Linked DNA regions of Homo sapiens: region 1 is linked to region 2. A link is a contact called in ENCODE Hi-C or POLR2A ChIA-PET data. All regions are on one chromosome and are shown on one strand. The core of a region is the stretch at or near the end of the contact, and the rest is flanking DNA. Distances in the headings are between cores, read along the strand shown.

The links. A loop is a pair of places that touch in the nucleus more often than their neighbours do. ChIA-PET counts read pairs that join two places held with the same protein, here RNA polymerase II (POLR2A). Pooled maps may share reads with other maps.
Region 1: a loop to region 2 is called in a pooled map, with 16 times the contacts of the local background. The contact joins the promoter of DKC1 here to the promoter of ARHGAP4 in region 2. A Hi-C loop is called at or near these places in 8 of 50 pooled maps. POLR2A ChIA-PET finds 5 or more read pairs at or near these places in 2 of 52 experiments (WTC11 and activated B cell).

What each region holds. Positions count from the first base shown.
Region 1 is chrX:154,760,500-154,764,194 of GRCh38, reverse strand. It overlaps DKC1 (dyskerin pseudouridine synthase 1), which reads right to left and starts at 1,331. Exons shown (of 15, transcript NM_001363.5): 1 at 1,214-1,331. The coding sequence starts at 1,229. RefSeq lists enhancers at 801-900, 1,651-1,710 and a silencer at 1,251-1,550.
Region 2 is chrX:153,923,886-153,927,562 of GRCh38, reverse strand. ARHGAP4 (Rho GTPase activating protein 4) reads left to right here and starts at 1,299. Exons shown (of 22, transcript NM_001666.5): 1 at 1,299-1,427. The coding sequence starts at 1,361. RefSeq lists a silencer at 955-1,544 and enhancers at 3,003-3,132, 3,639-3,677.

The sequences.
Region 1 (3,695 bases), core at 82-2,581, 840 kb before region 2:
ACACACATATTTATATATATATATAATTTTTTTTTTTTGAGACGGTCACACTCTTTCCCCAGGCTGGAGTGCAGTGGCAGAAACTCGGCTCACTGCAACCTCCTTCTCCAGGTTCAAGCAATTCTCCTGCCTCAGCCTCCCGAGTAGCTGGGATTACAGGCGTATACCACCACGCCCACCTAAATTTTTTGTATTTTTAGTAGAGACGGGGTTTCACCATGTTGGCCAGGCTGGTCTTGAACTCCTGACCGCAGGTGATCCGCCAGCCTGGGCTGGGATCACAGGCCTGAGCCACCGCGCCCGGCCCTGTGCTATATTTTTACTGTCCTTTTTCTGCTTAGACATGTTTAAGTACACAAACTCTCGACGCTGTGTCCCAACTGCCTACAGCATTCCGCACAATACCATGCTGTCCAGGTTTGAAGCCTAGGAGCCATACGCTACACCATATACAGCCTAGGTGTGTAGTAGCCTATGCCACCTAGGTTTGTGTAAGAGCCCTCTGATGTTCACACAATGATGAAATCGCCTAACGACCCATTTCTTAGAACGTATATCCGTAGGTAAGCGAGAAAACAAGGTGTGTAAGGCCAAATGTATGGGTCCCATGGCTGGGTAACTGACTGTAGGCTACTGCACGTGTCGGCTTCCCTTCCGGTTCACCACGTGGCTATGGCAGAGCTTAAACATCCCACAGAAGCGCTCACGCAGGGGGCCGGAAAGTTCCATAAGCGACCACTCGACTGTCCCCGCGGGCTTGTGGCCTCTAGAACTTTCTTGCAACTCGGAGCTCTATCCCTGCTCCGGGGTCCCTCCGCTCCTTTTCTTCTCGGCCCGTTTCCACTACCCTTGCTCCCCTAGTCGCATGGAGCTGTAACGGCGGCGTCCGGGCTGGCAGCAGCACAGACACTGCCACGTCCCACGCCACCGCGGGGTGGGCAGCACGGCAGATGTCTTTCGACGGCGACCCGGACCCCAGGGAGGTGAGAGGGCCGAGCCCCATCATGCCAAGTCACCGCGAGGGGCTCCCACTCTCGCGCCCTTGCCACGGAGCCAGGGCCGAGAGACAAGGCCGGCTTAAGGCCGGGCGGTGAAGAGGCCGACACGCCGGCGGGAACCAGAGGGAGGCGTGCGCGGGCCCCGATACCATCCCCCCACCCCCGTTCCCCGAGTCGCCCGGAGTTAGCACGGCCCGGAAGCCTGCAGCCCTTACCTTCCGCATCCGCCATGTTACCCTGCACCGCGTGCGTGCCGCCCGGTCCACAGCCGAGGGAACGACCGCAGACTCCCGCCGCCTTGGTCCCGTCAGGCCGCGCTGCTAGGACCCACCCACCCGCGCACTGCCCTGTGCGTGCCTTGCCGCGGGGCGGGAGGAGGCGGGGCCATCCCGGGGGCGGAATCCGAGGCGCCCGCTGGTCGTCTGCGCAATGCGATTTGCTGGCTCGGCCAGTACGGAGGGCGAGACCGCGCATGCGCTTCGAGCCTCAAGCAGCCTGGTTGGCCCAGGCTGGAAGCGCGAGTGCCGCCCGCCCCGACAGCCCGGAGTCTGTGGGCGTGGCCCCAGCTGTAGTTGCTTCACCTCCGGGTTTAGCTCCGCGCCTGCGCCTGGGCTCACGGCTGAACGCTCCGTAAACAGTACCTCTTTCTTTGCTTTCTCACACCGACCCTTTCAGGTTGCTGTTGGATCAGTCCTGATGCATAAGTGAACATGTTGAAGCTCGGAGAGGTTGAAAGGCCTTTGCTGCTTGCAGTTCCCATCCAGCTAGAGCAGATGGCCAATAGGAGTAGTGTGCGTGCCACATGTTGACTTTTAAATTTTCCAGCAGCAACATGAAAGAAGAGTAAAAAGAAAAAGGTGAAAATGATTTATAATGAATTTTTTTAACCCAGCGTATCCGAAATATTATCATTTCCACATATAGGCAAAACACAACAGTATGAATGGGGTATTTTACATTGGTTTTTTTTTTTTGTCCCCGCAAAGACTTTCCGGTGTGTGCGTTTATGCTCACAGCACACCTCAATTTGAACTCTACGACCGGGCTTCACGCCAAACAGCAGAGACAAAGCACTGGCACTAAATCTCATAGAAACAGGATGAGCCTGGGTATCATGATAGGCAGCAGGGCTGGAAGCTGGAACCAAACTGATTTCTCCCCAGGGATCTTTGGTGGTGTCTAATTGATCACAGTGTCCTGTAGTAAGCCATCATGATCTGTATAACCCCGGTAACTCTAGGTCTGGCTAAAGGCATTCTGCCTTGAATCACCACAATGGAAAATCATGGTGCCTCATCTAATTCCCAGATCTAGTCAGTCCACAGGCCAGAGCCCGTGAGGTGAGCCTGTAAAGGTGAGGCCAGGCACATGTAACGCTACAAGTGTGTACTTTCAGCCTGCCTCCTCCCTTCTCGTGGGACCCGTGGCCATTTACCAGGGGCTTGCACTAGCCCGTGTGAATCACTGGGGAAGTAGAATGCCACTTGGTCCAATGGTCAGAAGTGGAGTCAGCCCACGTCCCTTTCACTATCAGCCACCCTGTGGCTCTTTCCCCGGTTCTTGAATCCATACTTGTAATAAACACAATTGGTAGCTGGATAAATTCCCAGAGGGGCTTCCTGACTCAAGGACTGAGGGTGATAATGGAAGGAAAGAACAAAGGAAGCCTCTGGCACATTATCATAATTGAGTCCCTGGGAACTGATTTGATCATCTCACTGTACCCCAAGACATCATGCTGAGTGGACCTGATGCATAGGAAGTGGCAAATATTTCACCACAAGGTGAGAGAGAAGCCCCTTGAAAATTCAGGGAGGTGATACCTCAGTGAACTTCCTGGGCATGCAGTGGGCTGAGGCATGTTGAGACGGTCCCTCCAAAGAGAAAGACAAGTTGCCTTACTTGGAACCCTCTGCTTGCTAAAAAAGAAGCATGACACTCAGTGGGCCATTTTCTGGAGATGGCATACCCCATTAGGATGCTACACAGAGCCTTTTCCAAGCTTTAATAAGAGACTCACAGTTCAGCCCTCTGGAATTTGAAATAAACTTAAAGCTAAGACCTCCACACACAAAAAATAATAATTTGCCAGGAGGAAAAGCTCCTGGCTTGCTGTAATTATTTACTGAAACGGAATGACTGTGATACATGTGGTCTTAAGACCTGACCTGCCCATGATAAACTGGGTGTTGTCTGACCAAACCATGAGTACCATCAAGTACAATGATGCAGCCACTTTAGAAAATGGTCTGGCAATTCCTTGAAAGGTTAAACACAGAGTTACCATATGACTCACCAATTCTACTCCTAGGTATAGACCCAAGAGAATCGAAAATGGATTTTTAGATAGATGGTTGTACACATATGTTCATAGAAGAACTGTTCACAATAGCCAAAAGGTAGAAACAACCAAAATGAACAGATGAATAGATAAACAAAATGTGGTCTATTCATACAATGGAGCCGTAAAAAGGGATGAAGTACTGATCCATGCTACAACATGGATACAACATTGAAAGCATTATGCTGAGTGAAAGAAGCCATTCACCAAAGGCCACATTTTGTGTGATTCCATTTATAGGAAATATCCAGACTAGGCAAATCTAGAGACAAAAAGCAGATTAGTGGTAGCCTTGGCCTAGGAATTTAGGGGAACATGGGGAATGACTGCTAATGGGCACAGAGTTTCTTTTTGAG
Region 2 (3,677 bases), core at 50-2,549:
TGGAAGTCCAGGTCCTGGGTCTGGCTAGCTCCCAGGCCTTGAAGCCCCAGGTCCTGCAGACACACACGACGACGTGTTCGAGAAGGGCCTTGGTACTGGGAGAAGGGGGCGGGGAGCTGAGGGAGTGTTTTTTTCCTTCTGGGCAAGAGAATTAATTGCTCACAGTTGAAAGGCAGGAAGTACCCGCACAGCCTCCCCTCCCCAGATCTGCAGGTCAAGGTCATGTGTGCCCGCATTTGCACAGAGCCTGACTCTGACATCCGTGCACACACACGCCTAGTACCCCTGCACTAGTGCCCCCACGCCCGCCTTCGGAACACACGCCTGGTGCCCAAGTGCCTTGCCTCTCTCCCCACATCTATACCCCAGGGATTTCCCTCCCACCAAATTGAAGCCAGTTGTCTGCTTGGCTTGTCAACCGCCTCCCGCCTCCCGCCTTCCCGATTTCCCGGAGAAAAGCTGCTGCCCTGTGGTAGAGGGTGGAGGAAAGCCCCACCACCCCTGGATGAGGGGGGCCCCAAGACTTGCCCCCAGGGTAGCTAAGACCTCACTCCGAGGGGGCTGCCCCCCTCAGGCCTATGACGGGCAGGTGCAGCTGCAGGGGAAGGGAGGCAGAGCAGTCTCTTCCGGCAGCAGGAAGTGGTAACCGCCTATGGGGAAATTGTGGGGCTGAGCAGAAGGGGAACCGGAGCTGAACTCTCCTCCCCTACCAAGGGGGCCTGGAGGGAACGGCAGCCAGCTGCTGAGGTTCTGCTCTCTGGTGCTGACCTTCCTTCCCCCTCCCCTCTGAACTTCCCACCCCAGCTCTCAAGGCTCCCTGGGGCTCCCTGGGCCTCTCTGGGGGCTGACTTGGGAAGGGAGGACCCCATCGGATGTCTGGGGGAAGGAGGCAACCCAGGGGGAGTCCAGAGCCTGGGGCAGCAATGGTGTTCATGGCCACTGGTACAGTGGGCCAGCGGCCCCGCTGTGAATGGTACAGTCTGGCAGTGGTGACCAGGGACAGCCTTCTGGAGGTGGTGGGATGGCAGCCTGGGATGCCAGCTTACGTTGGGGCTCTCACACCTGCTCCGGCTGCTTGGCAGCGGGGCTTTGGGCACAAGGCAGCCTAGGTGCAGGCCCAATGGGAGGGGACGGCAAGGCCGGGGCACAGTGGGGCTGGAAGGGGCGCCCTGCCCCCCCAGGAGCCCCTCGCGGGCAGTGCCAGCCCTGGGCCGCCCCGCCCCACCGGGAGCCGCGCTGGGGGCGGGGCTGGGCGGAGCCCGCGCAGGGTGCTGGCCGCAGCGCCCCCAAGTCCCGGCGCCGGGCCCGCTCACGGCCGCGTGGGAGCAGTGGGGTTCGACGGCGCGGCCGCGAGGCCGCCATGGCCGCTCACGGGAAGCTGCGGCGGGAGCGGGGGCTGCAGGCTGAGTATGAGACGCAAGTCAAAGGTGAGAGGGCGCCGGGCGCTCCCGGCCCGTTTCCTGCGGAGAACCCAAGGTCGTGAGGGAGCTCCAAGCGTCCCCGCGCTGGCCCAGGGCCCGATGCTCTCCCCAGCGACCTCTGGAGCGGGGGTGGAGGAGGGAGCCTGAGCCCCTTGCCTGCCTCCCGACGCCCATTTGGCCTCAACCGCCTGCCATTTTCCCTTCCTTCTTTCCTGTCTTCCTTCCTTTGGTCTCTGTCCTCCTTGGGTCTACCGCTTCTCACCCAAGGTTCAGTGGAGACACTGGTGGCCGCTGGTAAAAGAGAGCCAGATGCACCAACGTGCCCCTCAGAAGGCAGTATTTTAGCTACAGTGAAGTCAACCAGCTTGATTGGGCTGGGGGGTGAGTAAGGGAGTCCGGGTGAGTGGATTGGTGGAGATCACCTGGCCGTAACCCCACTGCAGTCCCTGGAGCTTCAGCACCTTTTGCCTCCCTTTAGCACTGAGGGGGAGCAGAGGCGAGGGCCACTGTCTCTGGGTCAAGCTGGCGCAGTGAGTCTTGGTTGAGAGATTTAACAGGGCTGGCTTCTCAGCCTTCTGAAATTGAACCTCTGGGTTCTGATAAACACCCATGTGCAAATCACATGCAAATCAGCTTTGCAAATTCTTAGCCAATAGCTTGTGCCCATCTTATTCAGGGCATGGTAACTCTTGCAAAGGAAAGAGGCAGCAGCTCAGTGCCAGCAGCTCGTCCATATCACTCTCAATCACTCCATTTTACCAATTACGGAAACAAGCTCAGAGAGGTGCAGTGACTTGCCCGTGGTCATACAGCACTGCAACTTCTAGGACGTAGAATGCAATGACCCTTGAAGTGCCTTTGAACCCAGAGATGTAGGTTCTAACATCATTATTCAGTGCAAGCAATTTATACCAAAGTATGCTCCAGTCCTCCTTTGGAAAAGGCAGCCTGTGTCCAGAGCCAGCTTGAGGTGACTACACAGGGTGAGCCAGCTTTCCAAGCCTCGCCATCATCTTGCTCAGATGGAGGTAATGATCTCCATCCTGCTTCCCCAAAATGCCATGAAGCTGAAAGACTTGGAAAACTTCAGTCAGCAAATATGGGTCAGTGATTTCACACTGAAAAGTTGGGGTTTCGAGCACGACTGTCTAAGGGTTCCTCACTTGCTCTGGGTCTGCATCCCACACCCTGGAAAAGCTTCCTACCATTCTACAAAGTGGGGTCACTGTCTTGACACCCTAAATTCTCAAAGGTCAGCATAGCGGTGGTTTTGGAGACCATCTTTTCTTCTGTTTTGCTTGTCAGCAGAAGTGAGACCAAATGCCTTGCTCACAGGAAGTGCTGGTGGGGCCCGGGGCCCAGCTCTGTAATTCAGGCAGACATGGATTCCAGCTCTCCTTTTGCCAGATGTTTCCTATACATCTGTGCTGTCCCAGGCCCTGGGAGTATACTGCTGTACCAGAGAGAACCCCGACTCCAGCCCCTCCAGCCCTGGCTTTTTACCCAGAGTAAAAGCAATGATTCAATGAGGACTCCCCTGATTTCAAATGGCGTCAGTGGCCACCCCGCCCTCACATGGCTCACGGGTCTAGTGGGGGAGACATAGACTTTGCATTATGATAATAAGCACTACAAAGGGAAGGAAAGTGCACGGTGCCAAGAAGGGGTCGGAAGAGGGCCAGCCCTAGTTTAGGGGGAGGTCAGGACAGGGTGTGCTGACGAGTTTGTCTGAACTGAGATCCGAAAGCTCTGCCAGGAAAGCCACCAATGCAATCGACTTGCAATTCACAAGTTGCCTGCTCAACACCAGCCGGTGTGCATGCCCGGATCTGGACTAGGACATGGCTTCCAGTCAGCTTTTGCTGCCGGCAGTGATGAAGAAAGGCAGCGGTTCCCTCTGCTGGTTCCTTCTGCACTGTTCAGTTGTCATAAGTCCCCAGGGATTGTATTCCTCTGGGGGAAGCAGGGCAGGGCAGGCTCCAGAGGGCCAGTGAGGCGAGCAGTTGTCTAACACCTTTCTTGGAATGAAATGAAATTTACTTTTATCAAAAAATGTTAAACTGGGCCAGGCGTGGTGGCTCACGTCTGTAATCCCAGCACTTTGGGAGGCCGAGGCGGGCGGATCACCTGAGGTCAGGAGTTCAAGACCCAGTCTGGCCAACATGATGAAACCCTGTCTCTACTAAAAATACAAAAATTAGCTGGGTGTGGTGGTGCGCCCCTGTAGTCCCAGCTACTCGGGAGGCTGAGGCGGGA